2 separate regions of the Homo sapiens genome follow, and region 2 is linked to region 1. Evidence: read pairs that join two places in POLR2A ChIA-PET (ENCODE). Cell type or tissue: MCF 10A. All regions are shown on one strand. Links, peaks and the distances in the headings refer to the core of each region. The heading gives the core; the rest is flanking DNA.

The links. ChIA-PET counts read pairs that join two places held together with the same protein. Peaks named below come from ENCODE experiments on the same cell type or tissue, not always from the same donor. Only the 100,000 strongest peaks of a DNase experiment are listed, where the experiment ranks them.
Region 2: POLR2A ChIA-PET joins it to region 1 with 8 read pairs; 7 of 35 experiments call an interaction of 5 or more read pairs at or near these places.

The regions. Positions count from the first base shown.
Region 1 is chr14:103,063,570-103,071,618 of GRCh38, reverse strand. No RefSeq gene overlaps it. Among named protein-coding and RNA genes, the nearest start is that of CDC42BPB, 10 kb to the right of the region's middle. In MCF 10A, for the core only: no CTCF peak of the experiment used is centred there; DNase peaks (open chromatin) are centred at 4,078 and 4,238.
Region 2 is chr14:103,323,149-103,331,197 of GRCh38, reverse strand. No RefSeq gene overlaps it. Among named protein-coding and RNA genes, the nearest start is that of EIF5, 7.1 kb to the left of the region's middle. In MCF 10A, for the core only: no CTCF peak of the experiment used is centred there; no DNase peak of the experiment used is centred there.

The sequences.
Region 1 (8,049 bases), core at 2,065-7,064:
GACCTCCAGCTCCTCCTCCCCTTTCAGGGGAGGCACTGGAGGTCACGGAGGTCACAGAGTCAGTGGGTGAGCCCTCTCCCCGACCCACAGGGCGTCTCAGGTGGGCCCTGCTGGCTTCACTGCTCTTCAATGCAGGGAACATTCCTGGCTGCAGTGGGGCGTTGCCCTGAAGGACATTTGCGAGGGGATCATGAGGGCAGGGCTTGTGGCCAGGGCTAGACCAGGGTGCCTAGAAGCAACAGGCAGCAGGCTCAGAAAGGACAGCGTAGGCCGGGCAGCGCCGCCAGCCCTGGGGCTGGGAGAGAACAGGCTGGCCCCACCCTCGGCTGGAAGGAAGAAGTGAAGGCCGCAGAGACTGGAACACAGAGCAGACAGCGTCGCTGACTCTTGGCTGTCTGGACAGGACAGTGACTTCTGGCCGGGGTCACTGCCCGGCGCCATGCAGCAGGGAAGGAGCCAGGAGACCGACACCCTCTACTGTCTCCTCCCTCCCTCCCGGCCTCCATCAGGACTTGCAGGAGCTGACACCAAGTGCAAACCAGACGACCCAGGCCGATGGCGCCCACACAGGTGGCCTCCCAGACACACAGCCAGGAGAGAGGTGGCAGTGGCCCTGGGGACATTGGAAGACGTGGTACATGGGTGGTGACAGCCGTGCTGCTGCCAGCTCCTTCCTGCACCAGCCCTGGTGGTCCCCCTCATTGGGCTCTTTCCAAATAGACCCACCTAGACTTACCCTAATTTGAGGGTGCCAGCTCTTTCCTACTGGGACCCTGGTTGACAGGAAAGTTTTAAGCCTGCATGCAGGGCCACTGGCCCACAGTCCAGCTTTGCTCCGAGGCTGTCTCCAGCCTGGCTCCCCTCTCCTGGGCCCTGGTGGGGTCTCCAGGACCGGCCTCCTGGCTCTCTGAGACTATGCATTTGTCCCTGGCTACTTGGGCCTCCAAGATAATGGCTCCCCTGACTCCCTGGCCCACCACCACCACTGCAGAGCAGAACAAAGAGGAGGAGAGAGGCTGTCGCCCCCCCTACCCCACCACCTGATGCACCCAGCCACCTTCCAGATGGCCCCCCACCTCCCGCAGCACTTATGGCCCCTTGCATCCCCTCCTGCCTCCCTCATCACTGGCTCTCTGCCTCCTTCCATCTCACAGACATTTCTGTGGGCACTCTCTTTGTACCTGGCCCTGGCAGGGTATTGGCCCACGCCCTTGACCTTCAATGTGGTCAGCATGGATGTTGAGAATGAGGAGGAGAGACACCCTTCAGAAGTGCCGCAGAGTCAGGCAGCAGGAAACCCTAGGAACCAATGGCAGGGTCACATGGCCGCAGGCCTGGGGACTCCTCCATGCCGGGCAGGGAAGGGGGAGCTGCAGAGACTCCCACCTGTGAGGCCCAGCCGTGCTCGTCCAGGCCTGCGGGACTGGCCCTGCGCACCTCCCCAGCATCCCAGGGCAGCCACCTTCTGCTCCCATCTGTGTCCTGAGCTTTGCTGTGCCTGGAAGGCCGCACAGGGCTGACTCCTCCTGGCTGTTTGCATCTCCCTAAAAGGTCGCCGCTGGATAGAGGCTTCCTGGCGTCCCCCATCTGTAAGGCAGGCACCCCTCACACACCAGTTGCCCCATCCGCTGTCCTCGCAACCCTCATCCCTCTCCCAGATTCTCTCTTTTACTCCCCTGTGTCCTGGTGTACAGCCTGTCGCCCCTAGACCAGAAGGGACACCCTGGAGTCCTCAGCACCCAGAACCGTGCACGCCGTGGGTGGCAGCCACTCTGGGTTGCTGGAACAAGTGACCCTGCCTTACGTCTCTAGTGCTACATGGGTTCCATGTGATAGATGCACCGTAATTTCTTTACCTGTTTATCTATCAATGGACACTTAGCTTTTTGTTTTTATTTTTATTTTATTTTAATATATTTTAATTTTAATTTATTTATTTTATTTTTATTTTTATTTTTCTGAGATGGAGTCTTGCTCTGTCGCCCAGGCTGGAGTGCAGTGGCGCAATCTCAGCTCACTGCATCCTCCACCTTCCTGGGTTCATGCCATTCTCCTGCCTCAGCCTCCCAAGTAGCTGGGACTACAGGTGCCCGCCACCACACCCGGCTAATTTTTTTGTATTTTTAGTAGAGACGGGGTTTCACCGTGTTAGCCAGGATGGTCTTGATCTCCTGACCTCATGATCCGCCCGCCTCAGCCTCCCAAAGTGCTGGGATTACAAGCGTGAGCCACCTCGCCCGGCCTTTATTTTTTTTTGAGAAGGAGTCTCGCCCTGTCGCCCAGGCTGGAGTGTGGCTCCATCTCAGCTCACTGCAACCTCCGCCTCCCGAGTTCAAGCGATTCTTCTGTCTCAGCCTCCCGCATAGCTAGGACTGCAGGAGCATGCCACCATGCCTGGCTAATTTTTACATATTTTTTAGTAGAGATGGGGTTTCACTATATTGGCCAGGCTGGTCTCGAACTCCTGACCTCGTGATCTGCCTGCCTCAGCCTCCTGAATTGCTGGGATTACAGGCGTGAGCCACCGTGCCTGGCCTAAGCTTTCGTTTTTAAAACGAGGAGCACCGCTATGAGTGTCACTGTGCATGTCGCGTCTTAGGCAGTCCCAGAAGGGGTCACACTGACGCAGGGGATGGAGGAGAGGATGAGAGAGGCCACCTTACCGAGGTGTGGGCAGGGTGCCAGCAAGTCAGGCAGGGGTGGGAGCTGTTTCCACCTTTGGGTCCTCTGAGGACGGCAAGAGGGAGGAGTGGCCGGATCCTGGAGAGAGGAGCTCCGAGGAGAGGGACCCCAGACTTCAGAAGAAAGATGTGGCCAAGGCGCAGCTCCTGGGGAACGTGGGGAACGAGTATTCCCTCCCTCTCCCCCAGCTCCCAGCCACATGCCAGAGGCCCCATTGGCCAAACCCAGCAGTCAGGGGGCCAGGTGGCCTGTGGGCGCAGCCCACCTGGGGTACAGAGCAGGATGGAGAGTGGGTCTGGAGGGGCAGAGGCAGCTATCCAGCAGCTATCCACCCTGCTGACCTTTGGTCTCCACCCTTGCCCTGTGTCTTCAGCACCCAGGGCAAATGACGTCCCATCACCCTCGACTGTGTGTGCACCAACCTGAAGGCTGAGAGCCCGGCACTGCCAGCCTCTTCACTAAGGTGGGAGGGGGTGGGAATGGGCAGGAGGGAAGCAGCCCGCTGACGGATGCCCCCCAGCCATGCTGCCTAGGCAGCGCTCCTCAGCCGCCATCCTATGGCCCCTCCCCTCGGCTGGCTCCGCAGCAACACTTTTTTTCTCTCTCTTTTGAGACAGGGTCTTACTCTGTCGCCCAGGCTGCAGTGCAGTGGTGTAATCACGGCTCACTGCAGCCTCCACCTCCCAGGCTCAGGTGATCCTCCCACCTCAGCCTTCCCGGGTTCAAGCGATTCTCCTGCCTCAGCCTCCCGAGTAGCTGGGACTACAGACACTCATCACCACGCCTGGCTAATTTTTGTATTTTTAGTAGAGATGGGGTTTCACTATGTTGGCCAGGCTGTTCTTGAACTCCTGACCTCATGATCTGCCTGCCTCGGCCTCCCAAAGTGCTGGGATTATAGGCATGAGCCAGTGCACCTGGCTAGCTTTTGTATTTTTTTGAGAGGGGGGTCTCACTAGGTTGTTCAGGCTGGTCTCTAGCTCCTGGGCTCAAGTGATCTGCCTGCCTCGGCCTCCCAAAGTGCTGGCCACCGCGCCTGGCCAGCCCTTTTTGTTTTTTTACAGCCTTAGTGAGATAACCCAAACTTTTGTTCCTTCAGAATCTGATTCCTTTATGACTTGTCTTTAATGAGCTCCCTTCCCTTTTCCTGATAATAAAAAACATTGAGCAAGAAGTACAGTCACAGCTGGGTGTGGTGGCTCATGCCTGTAATCCCAGCACTTTGGGAGACCAAGGCAGGCAGATCACTTGAGCCTGGGAGTTTGGGACCAGCCTGGGCAAAATGATGAAACTCTAACTCTGCAAAAAAATGCAAAAAAAAAAAAAAAAAAGCCAAGTATGGTGGTGTATACCAGTAGTCCCAGCTACGTGAGAAGGGGCAGGGGGTGGGGTGTTGGTGCCAAGGTGGGAGGATCACTTGAGTGCGGAAGGTCAGGGATGCAGTGAGCCAAGATTGTGCCACTGTACTCCAGCCTGGGCGGCAGAGCAAGACCTGTATCAAAAAAAAAAAAAAAAAATTAGTCATGCGTCACTTAGTGGCAGGTATGCATTCTGAGAAATGTGTCATTAGGCAGTGTTGTTGTGTGAACATCAGAGAGTGAACTTACACAAACTTAGATGGACACACCCAGGCTACATGGTACAGGCTCTTGCTCTTAGGCTACAAACCTGTGCAGCACGTTTCTGTACTGAACACTGTAGGCAACTATATCCCAATGGCAAGAATTTATGTCTCTAAACATAGAAGAGGTCCAGTAAAAATATAATATTGGCTGGGCGCGGTGGCTTACACCTGTAATCCCAGCACTTTGGGAGGCTGAGGTGGGTGGATCACTTGAGGCCAAGAGTTCGAGACCAACCTGACCAACATGGTGAAACCCTGTGTCTACTAAAAATACAAAAGTTGGCTGGGCGTGGTGGTGCATGCCTGTAATTCCAGCTAATCGAGAGGCTGAGGCAGGAGAATGGTGTGAACCCAGGAGGCGGAGCTTGCAGTGAGCCGAGATCACGCCTCTGCACTCCAGCCTGGGCAACAGAGCGAGACTCTGTCTCAAAAAAAAAAAGAAAAAAATATATACGTAAAATATTATAATCTTATGGGACTACTGTCATGGATGCGGTAGTCTCTGACCAAAACATCATTACGTGGTGCATGACTGTGGTTAAGTCGTGCCTTCCCTCGGTGTGAGAATCAATTCAATGCAAACTCCCTCTGAGGATGGGGATTGTCATCCCAGCCAGCACAGTGATCCCTTCTCTGCCTGTTGGTTCAGCGGCACAAGGAACCGGAAATTGCCAGTTGGGGGAGGGGCAGTTCCACCGTAATCCATCGAAACCATGACTGTGTTTCCTGATGGAAACATTTTCCTGGACACTGGCCCAAGGTCACACACAGGAAGGAAGGCAAAATTCCTCCAGTATGTTATTTGGTGTAATAATGGGAAGGGCCCCTCCTGCCTCCACTGCTCAGTTCCTGGACCCATGCATTTGAGGTGTCGGGGGATGGCACCGCATACCATTTGCTGGGTTGAGGCATGCACCACACCCTGTAGGATGGCAGCTTAACCTCATAGGCTATTGGCTCTCATCCGGCACCTTAACGGAGTCTTCTGCAGATGATTCCTCCATTCTCCCAAACCAGCTGCTTCTGGGTAATGGGGAGCATGGTAAATTCAGGGAATTTCATGGCCATGAGCTCTCCGCCACACTTCCTTCAACACGAAATGAGTCCCTCAGTCCAAAGTGATGGTGTTTGTGTTGCCATGATGAGGGATAAATAAAGCGTTGTCCGAGTCCACAAATGGTAGTGCTGAGAGAAGTGATGTGGCTGGAAAAACAAGTCCTTACATAAAACACGTGAGGATAAATCACTGCCCTTTCCATGACAGAAGGGGTCCAATGTCATCAAGCTGGCCACCGGGCAACTGCACCTTGTGGGAATGGCACCACATTAGGAGCTTAGGGTGGGTCCCTGCTGTGAGGGTTGGGCACTCAGCCATATGGATACCAAATCACTCAGCCAAATGGATACCAAATCAGCCTCGTGAGGAAAGGTCATGCTTCTGAGTCCCTACATAGCCTTCATCTCTGCTGCCTCAGTCAGCTGCCCACGGGCTGTTTGAGCAGCATTGGGAAGGGGAGGGAGGAGGCCAATGGATGTCCTCAGAAGAGGCTGTCTTGTCCACCTGGGTACTGAGAGCCTCCTCCCCAGTAAGTGCCCATGAATGAATAAGCATTCATTCCCATGGGTACTCTGTGCCCATTCTGAGAAGTCCATCCCCTTGCCTGTCCCCTAGGCCACCTGGAGAATTTTATTCAAGTGTCTAATTGTCCAGCCAACCCATTAGCTATAGCCTGTGAATCAATGTACAAGTTTTGCCTTCTGCAAGGATTTTTCTTCAATGCTGGCTTTCTGGGCCTCTCCTTTGTCTGTAAAGCACTAGTTGTCTACCTCTGACGGGAGCTAGCACTCCAGGCAGAAAAATTTGTGGGCCAGACCCACTTTTTCATTTTCTGTTGACTGATCACAACAAAGTATTTTCCATTAGGGTGTAGTTGCAGGTTAAGAAATGTCGCAGGGCCGGGCGCAATGATTCACACCTGCAATCCCAGCATTTTGGGAGGCTAAGGTGGGCGGATCACTTGATGCCAGGAGTTCGAGACCAACCTGACCAACATGGTGAAACCCTGTCTCTACTAAAAATACAAAAGTTAGCTGGGCGTGGCGGTGCATGCCTGTAATTCCAGCTGCTCGAGAGGCTGAGAAGTGAGAATTGCTTGAAACTGGGAGGCAGAGGTTGTAATGAGCCAAGAGCACGCCACTGCACTCCAGCCTGGGCGATAGAGCAAGACTCTATCTCAAAAGAAAAAAAAGAAAAGAAAAGAAAAAGAAAAAGAAATGTTGCAAAATGTCTGGGCACAGTGGTTCATGCTTGGGAGGCCGAGGTGGGCGCATCACCTGAGGTTGACTCGAGACCACCCTGGCCAACATGGTGAAATCCCATCTCTACTAAAAATACAAAAATTAGCCAGGTGTGGTGGCACACGCCTGTAATCCCAGTACTTGGGAGGCTGAGGCAGGAGAATCCTTGAACCTAGGAGGCGGAGGTCTCAGTGAGCCGAGATTGTGTCTTTGCACTACAGCCTGGATGACAGAGTGAGACAGTGTCTCAAAAAAAAAAAAAAAGAAAAGAAAAAGAAAAGAAATGTTGCAAAACAGTAGGAGCAAATACTATTAGAGTCTAAGGCACCTACTCAGGAAGTTTACTTGTTCCTCCCAGAAATGTTTGGGCCTACTCTCATCTTACAATGGAATGCTGCTAGGTGTGTGTGTGTGTGTGTGTGTGTGTGTGTACGTGTGTGTTTTGCGACAGAGTGAGACTCCATCTCAAAAAAATAAATAAATAAAATAATAAATAAATAAATAAAGATGTGGTTCAATGTCTTCTCACTTAGTGGTTCCCAATAAGAAATTTGGTGTCACTCTTACCTCTGTTTCCCTGTATGTAATGTGTCTTATTTCTCTGGATGTGTTTGGTTTTTTGTTTTGTTTTGTTTTGTTTCTTTTTTTTTGAGATGGAGTTTTGCTCTTGTTGCCCAGGCTGGACTGTAATGGTGCAATCTTGGCTCACCGCAACCTCCACATCCCGGGTTCAAGTGATTCTCCTGTGTCAGCCTCCAGAGTAGCTGGGATTGCAGGTATGTGCCTACCACGCCTGGCTAATTTTGTATTTTTTATAGAGACAGGGTTTCTCCATGATGGTCAAGCTGGTCTCGAACTCCCGACCTCAGGTGATCCGCCTGCCTTGGCCTCCCAAAGTGCTGGGATTACAGGCATGAGCCACCATGCCTGGCCTATTTTGTTTCTTTATCACTGGTTTTGAGCAATTTGATGATGATGTGCTTCGGTGCTTTGTTGTTGTTGTTGTTGTTTTTCATATTTCCTGTTCTCAGGATTAACTGAACTTCTTGAATTTGTGAGATTGTAATTTTCATTGTGTTTGGAAATTTTTCAGTAATTTCTTCAAATATTTTTTCTGTTCCTCCTCTTTCTTGCTCTTCTCCTTCAGGATCCCAATTATCCATGTATCAGGCCACTTGAAATAGTCCCACAGTTCACTGATGCTCTGTTCATGTTTTTGTTTTTGTTTTCTCTCACTGTCTTATTCTGGATAAGTTCTATTGCTATTTCTTCAAATTCACTAACCTTTTGTTAAGTAATGTCTAATCTGCCATGAATCCCATACAGTATATCTTAAATCCCAGAAATAGTTTTCTTATCTTTAGAAATTCTATTACAGTTTTAAAAAATGATTTTCATAATTCTATTAGCTTTTTCAAACACATGAAATACAGTTATAATAACAT
Region 2 (8,049 bases), core at 1,301-6,300, 260 kb before region 1:
CCAGCCTATAACACATTTTCTTTATCCTTTTTTTTTTTTTTTAAATAATAAGATGGCGCGGGAGGGGTGGGGGGGGGGCTCACTATGTTGCCTAGGCTGGTCTCGAACTCCTGGCCTCAAGCAGTCCTCCCACCTCGGCATCCTGAAGTGCTGGGATTACAGGCATGAGCCACTGCAACCAGCCTGTCCATTCATTTGTTGGTGGACGCTTAAGTTGATTCCATATCTTTTGCTATTGTGACTGGCGCTGCAATAAACATGGGGGTGCAGATATCTCTTTGATAATATTGATTTGATTTCCTTTGGATAAATACCTAGTAGTGGGATTGCTGGATCATATGGAAGATCTATTTTTAGTTTTTTGAGAAACCTCCATGCTGTTTTCCCTAATGGCTGTACTAATTTACCTTCCCACCCACAGTGCATCAGAGTTCCCTTTTCTCTGCACCCTTGCCAGCATTTGCTATTTTTTGTCTTTGTGGTTTTGATTTGCGTTTCCCTGTTGATTAGTGACATTGAGCATTTTTTCATACATGTGTTGGCCACTTGTATGTCTTTCTTGGAGAAATATCTATTGAGATCGTTTGTCTATTTAAAAATCAGATTTATTTATTTTTTGTCACTGAGTTGTTTGAGTTCCTTGTTTATTCTGGATATTGGCACCTAAAAATTACTCTTAATCATACCATTTGTTAAATGCTTATCATATCCTAGGAGTTTTCTAAGTTCTTGGAATACATTATCTTATTTCCCAGGCCCTATGAGGAATTCGTATTTCCATTTTACAAATGAGCGAACCAAGGCTTAGTGGAAAAAAATTAAGCAACTTACCCAAATCATGTACCTAGTAAGTGGCAGAGCTAGGATTTAAAGACAGCTCTGTCTGATCCCAAAGCCTGTTCCCTTAAAAATTATGTGGCATGGCCTCTCCAGATAAATACAAAAACAAACAAAACTAGGCATTTTACATATGTAATCCCATTCTTTAATAATCATGTAAGGAGATGTTGTTATACCCATTTTACAGGTGAGGAAAGAGACTCAGGAAGGTTAAGCAATTTTCCCCAAAGTCGCCTCCCTAATAAATGATGGACAGCGTTTGAACTCCAGCTTGTGTGACGCCAAGCTCATTGCACAATTCCACTTCCCGTTTCTGGATCTCCACCTCATTTGGCTGCATTATTTTCCCCAGTCAGGTGCTCACAGTCCGTGCACTAATGGACACTTGGTGCTTGTCAAAACCTTGCTGAATGAGTGCATGAATTGCACACCTCAGTGCATGCCCTGATGACAGGAATAGCTGCTGGAAAGGTAGATTGGTAAACTGGCCTTCTGGTTGTTTACACATTGGCTGTGACTCTGTTGAATGTGAATGAGTGTCCCCTCCCTCCCACCCCCCACCAAGATCAACTCTGCATGGACTGAGAGCCTTGTGTTTCTGAGCTGTGAGCTCTCAAATGGACTCAGATATTGTACACTGTGAGGGGCAGTGGTCCTCCTCTGTGACACCCACCTCTCAACTTTTTTTTTTTCTTTTTTTTTTGAGATGGAGTCTCGCTCCGTTGCCAGGCTGGAATGCAATGGCACGATCTCAGCTCTTGCAACCTCTGCCTCCTGGGTTCAAGTGATTCGCCTGCCTCAGCCTCCTCAGTAGCTGGGATTACAGGCACCTGCTACCATGCCCGGCTAGTTTTGTATTTTTAGTAAGAGACGGGGTTTCTCCATGTTGGTCATGCTGGTCTCGAACTCCCAGCCTCAGGTGATCCGCCCATCTCGGCCTCCCAAAGTGCTGGGATTACAGGTGTGAGCCACCGTGCCCAACCTCTCAACTTTTAAAGCTGCACACTGTTAACTGAAGTTCTTGTCCCCCCTACTTCAGGACAAGCTACAGGGTATATGCATAATTTTTCTTCTAGCACCAGCCAGTCACAGGGGTGTTCATAGAGCAGACATTTGAAGCTGCTGGAAGGGAACTGAAGGTTATCTGGTGAGTACAGAGGCATCGGCTGACGTGAGGGCTGGTGTCCTAAACCATGGTAATCTAGTGCATCCCTATCAATACATAATTCTGTGCTAGGCAGTGAGGGTGCAGGCCCGCCTACATCACAGACCCTGCCCAGGAGGTCACATGTAAACAAGTAGAGGCAAATATCTGCTTGCTGGACACCCCACTGAAGCTTGCCCTTCGTGAAATCTCTGATGCTCTGAACAGCATGTCTCCCTGCCTTCGTGACCTGCCCATCCCATGGCTAGGCTGCACCTACGCCACACCACTGGCATTCATGTCACTTGATTGCAGTTGCCTGTTTCCTTCTCTGACTTCCTTACTGGGCCAAGCAACTGGAGGGCAGGGGACTCATGCTTGAGAAGAAAGGATTCTGGACTTTGGCTGAGGAACAGGCCTTTAGTTCCAAAAGGGACAGAGGCAGGAAGCAGAGGTGTTTGAGGAAAGATAGGGGTCCAGGTGAGGGATCACTGGAGACTGACACAAAGTCTTCCTCCTCCGAAGTGTGGAGCTGTGATCCCACCCAGCAGCCATCCTGCATTGTCCCATTCCTGGAAAAAGAAAAAAACACAAAATGGCATTGATTCTGCCTGCGCAGCGTCCTACGTGTAGCAGATGACAGAGAAATGTGGATGGATCAGAGCAGGCCCTACAATATTGGATTGGTGTTGTCTTGGTCACATTGAAGACACACACAGCACCCCAGTGACAAATTCTCAGGGGTTGCAGGAGCTGCTGATCCCAGGACTGTCCTGTGCCTTAAAACTGGGGGACGCCCATGATGTTGGAACCCAAATACCCTTCTTCCCGTCAGCATAGTCTCAGCAGCTTTCTTTTGAGATATTCGAGCTGCCCTAATTTAGATAGTCTGTGGATAAGAAGAACAAAATCTCTGCCCCAATGGGTGTGTTGGAGAAGTGGTCCCCGGGTCTAATGGCGACGTGATGGGAGTGGCATTAGACTGATCATGGCTGTTAGAATTAGGAAGGTGCCAATGGCCTTGCCGTGCTGACAAAGCCTCGTCACCCATGCTCTCTCACTGTCCTCCTCACACCTTGGGAGGTGGCAAGTATACATTTTATTCCTTCATTTTATGGACGAGGAAGCCGAGACTCAGAGAGATGATTTGCCTCCAGTTGGGGGGTCAGGTGTCCTGATTCCCAGCTTCAGAGCTCTTCCCCCTGACTAGGGACTAATAGTCCTGTGTGGTGCATCTGGGTCCCAGGGATTTGCCTCTCTTCCCTCAGCTGGATTTCCTTTACTCCAGTGCTTTTGAAAGTTTCACATGAGGGGAGGCAGGATCCAAGTCATAACCCTGATAGCTAACACTATCCCAGAAGATCCACTCAGGTGTGCTGTCTTCAGACCTGTGAGGATGCGTTTTCCTTTATGCTACAGATTTTCATTAGCCACTGCATATCCTGCCCGGGGGGCGCCAGACACTGGAGATGCAAATGGACCCCAGAGTGGGGACTTCTTTTGTAAGACAGCATTGAAAAATATGAAAGATTTTAGGCCGGGCATTGTGGCTCACACCTGTAATTGCAGCACTTTGGGAGGCTAAGGTGGGTGGAGGTCAGGAGATTGAGACCTTCCTGGCTAACACGGTGAAACGCCATCTCTACTAAAAATACAAAAAATTAGCCGGGCGTGGTGGCGGGTGCCTGTAATCCCAGCTACTCGGGAGGCTGAGGCAGGAGAATCGCTTGAATCCGGGAGGCTGAGCTTGCAGTGAGCCAAGATCGTGCCATTGCACTATAGCCTGGGCGCCAGTGTGAGACTCCGTCTCAAAAAAAGAAAAGAAAAACATGGAAGATTTCACCTAAAAATTCAGATTTCTGGTTCCTTGGACAGTCGGAAGCCCTTGTACTCTGGGACATACCGACATGATAGATTTTCCAGGAGCCAAGTTTCAGCTGACCTTTTAGACCCAAAGTTGGGGACTGAATGCTCATAGAAAAGAACGAGTGACTCCCTATCCATGTGTGTGTGTGTGCTCTCCCCTTCCAGGTGTGCGTGTGTTCTCCCCCTCCAGGTGTACGTGTGCACTGTCCCCCTCCAGGTGTGTGTGTGCTCTCCCCCTCCAGGTGTGCGTGTGCTCTCCCCTCCAGGTGTACGTGTGCTCTGTCCCCCTCCAGGTGTGCGTGTGCTGTGTTCCCCTCCAGGTGCGCGTGTGCTCTCCCCCTCCAGGTGTGCTTGTGCTCTCCCCCTCCAGGTGTACGTGTGCTCTGTCCCCCTCCAGGTGTGCGTGGGCTGTATCCCCTCCAGGTGTGCTTGGGCTCTGTCCCCCTCCAGGTGTGCATGTACTCTCCCCCTCCAGGTGTGCATGGGCTCTGTCCCCCTCCAGGTGTGCATGTACTCTCCCCCTCCAGGTGTGCGTGGGCTCTGTCTCCCTCCAGGTATGGGTGTGCAGTGTTCCCCTCCAGGTGTGCGTGTGCTCTGTCCCCCTCCAGGTGTGTATGTAGGCTCTGTCCCCCTCCAGGTGTGTGTGGGCACTGTCCCCCTCCAGGTGTGCATGTGCTGTGTCCCCCCTCCAGGTGTGGGTATGCACTATTCCCCTCCAGGTGTGTCTGTGCTCTGTCCCCCTCCAGGTGTGTGTTTGGGCTCTCCCCCTCCAGGTGTGCATGTGCTCTGTCCCCCTCCAGGTATGTGTGTGGGCTCTGTCCCCCTCCAGGTGTGCATGTGCTCTGTCCCCCTCCAGGTGTGTGTGTGGGCTCTCCCCCTCCAGGTGTGTGTGTGCACCCACATCTGCCCCATCATTTATTCCCCATTGCTTGCCTTACCTCTGTGTTTATCTTTACTCATTTATTCATTCATTCAATGGATATGTACCACATGCCCTCTATCTGCCAGCCCTAGAGGATTTAAACAGCTAAGACATTGTTTCCCAGGGCTATTGTTAACAAAGCAACAGAAACTGTGTGGCTTAAAACAACAGAAATTCAGTTTTAGTTTTTGGCTGGGCACGGTGGCTCATGTCTGTAATCTCAGCACTTTGGGAGCCCGAGGCAGGCAGATCACTTTAGGAGTTTGAGACCAGCCTGGCCAACATGGTGAAACCCCATCTCTACTAAAAACAGAAAAATTAACCAGGCGTGGTGGTGGATGCCTGTAATGCCAGCTACTCGGGAGGCTGAGGCATGAGAATCGCTTGAACCTTGGAGTGCAGTGAGCTGATATCACGCCACGGCACTCCAGCCTGGGCGACAGAGTGAAATTCCGTCTCAAAAAAAAAAAAAAAGAAATTCATTTTTTCACAGTTCCATAGTCCAGAGGGTACAAAATCCTTGGGTTGGCCACTGCATGCACTCTCCAGCATCTGGTGGCTGCCGGCAGTCTTTGGCGTTTCTCAGCTTGCAGCCATAGAGCTCCAAATCCGCCTCTGTCATCACTTGGTTTCATTGCCCTTGCGTAAAGTATCTTCACTTGGCGTTTTCCTCTCTGTGTCTCTCTCTCTTTTTTTTTTTTTTTTTTTTTTTTGAGATGGAGTGTCGTGCTTGTTGCCCAGGCTGGAGTGCAGTGATGCGATCTCGGCTCACCGCAACCTCTGCCTCCCAGGTTCAAGTGATTCTCCTGCCTCAGCCTCCTCAGTAGCTGGGATTGCAGGCGCCCGCCACCACGCCTGGCTAATTTTTGTATTTTTAGTAGAGATGGGGTTTCACCATTTTGGCCAGGCTGGTCTTGAACTCCTGACCTCAGATGATCCACCCGCCTTGGCCTCCCAAAGTGTTGGGATTACAGGTGTGAGCCACCTCGCCACCGCACCCGGCCTCTGTGTCTCTTCTTATAAGGACACCAGACATATTTAATTGAAGACCTGCCCTATTCCAGCATGACCACATTGTAACTCAATTAAATCTGCAATAACCCTATTTTCAAATAAGGTCTCGTTCACAGGTACCTGGGGTTAGGTGTTAAACATATTAGATTCTGTTTTGTTTTGTTTTTTCTTCTGGAGGGTCTAGTGAGAGAACATATCGCTTTGGGGACATGATTTAAAAAAACTTCAAATCACACGAAATGTAGAGCATGGCCCTTGCTCATCATCCACTCTGGGAGACTCCTAAAGCGTCAGCCAGTGCCCGGCGGCAGCTGTGGTTTGGTGGCCTTGTTGCTTCAGATACACTCATCACTGGATCCCCACAATAGCAGTCCTCTGACAGAGATTCTGTTGCTGCTCCACTTCTGCACAGATGAGGAAACTGAGGCACAGAGGGGTTATACAGCTTGACCGAGGCTACAGTTAAAACCTAAGTTACTATATCCAAATATATGCAAAATAAAAACCAGGCACGGTGTTGCCCACCTATAATCCCAGCTACTCTGGAGGCTGAGGCAGGAGGATCACTTGAGCAGAGCTGGTGTGTGGATACGGGCAGGAGGCTGGGTCCTGAGAGATGAACAGCGTGTGTTTCCTGGTAAAGCCCAGCAGGCTGCGTTCTGTTTCCCATCAGACTCCTCTCTTGTGATGTGGACAGCAGGAAACTAACCTATATTTTGGTCACTCTCCTGAAATCAAGTCTGCCGTCATTTAAATACCCTCACAAGGTAGGACAGGCTATCCTGCCAATTTCCCAGGGTGACCATCTTACAAGGAGACGGACAGTACAGAAGCAAGGGCTTCTGGTATAAGGTAAAACGAATCTGATTATCTTCTTGACCCAGAAGGTGATATTTCTTTTTTTATTTTTATTTTTTTTAGGTGGAGTCTCGCTCTGTCGCCCAGGCTGGAGTGCAGTGGCACAATCTCAGCTCACTGCAACCTCCGCCTCCCAGGTTCCAGTGATTCTCCTGCTTCAACCTCCTGAGTAGCTGGGACTATAGGTGCACACCACCATGCCCAGCTAATTTTTGTATTTTTAGTAGAGACAGGGGCTTCACCATATTGGCTGGGCTCCTGGTCAGGAGTGTCGAACTCCTGACCTTGTGATCCGCCCGCGTCGGCCTCCCAAAGTGCTGGGATTACAGGCATGAGCCACTGTGCCCGTTTGTTTTTTTGTTTGTTTGTTTGTTTTTTGACAGGGTCTTGTGTAATGGCTTGATCTAGACTCATTGCAGCCTCTGTCTCCTGGGTCCAAGTGATCGAAGCCTCCCAAGTAGCTGGGACTACAGGCATGCGTCACCACGCCTGGCTAATTTTTGTATTTTGTATTTTGTATTTTTTGTAGAGAGTTTCACCATGTTGGCCAGGCTGGTCTCCAACTCCTGGCTTCAAGTGATCCACCCACCTTGGCTTCCCAAAGTGCTGGGATTACAGCTGTGAGCCACCACACCCGGCCCAGAATGTGATGTTTCTAACCTTACGTTTACACAAATTTATGTCCATATTTAGGGTCAATTTCTTAGGTCTCTGTCATGTTCTCTAGTAGATGGAAGAACCATCCAGAAACCATTGCATGCTCTAAATAACCTTTCTTTTGTGGTACTGCTTTCTCTAAGCAAATATAGTTAGCACCAGATGGGACTGTTGCAATACAGAGTTTTTAACAACAAAAAAAAATTGATTCATTTAGGGTTTCCTTAAATTAGGTGAGCGATTTTTTTCCTTGAGCACTGAACTCCCACATTCAATATTCCCGGCGTGACATTTTGTGCTGTTATAGTTGGTAAGTGAAGCTCAGCTATTCTGAGCTTTATGTGCCAGGAGCCTGTGCTCAGAAATCCTTTTTTTAGTTTCGCTCATAAAGGCTACTTGTATGTTTGGGTATTTCATGCAGAAGGAAGTCTTCCGGGCTGGGTCATTCACATTCCATGCTCTCTTGCTAGGCATCTACAAAGTTCATAGCCATTTTTAACACACACCTTTGCTGCGATAAAATCACAGTCAGAATTTAAAGCCATGACTGGTCTATTTCCTTTAGCATAATGTCTTCGGGGTTCATCCGTTAAGCTAAGGGAAATAAGCCAGTTTCAAAAGGAGAATTACTATAGAATTCTATTAGTATGAGGTACCCAGAGCAGGCAAATTCATAGAGACAGAAAGGCTGGGGCAGGGGCTAGAGGGAGTCATGGTTCAATGTTTCGGAGTCTCAGTTTTACAAGAT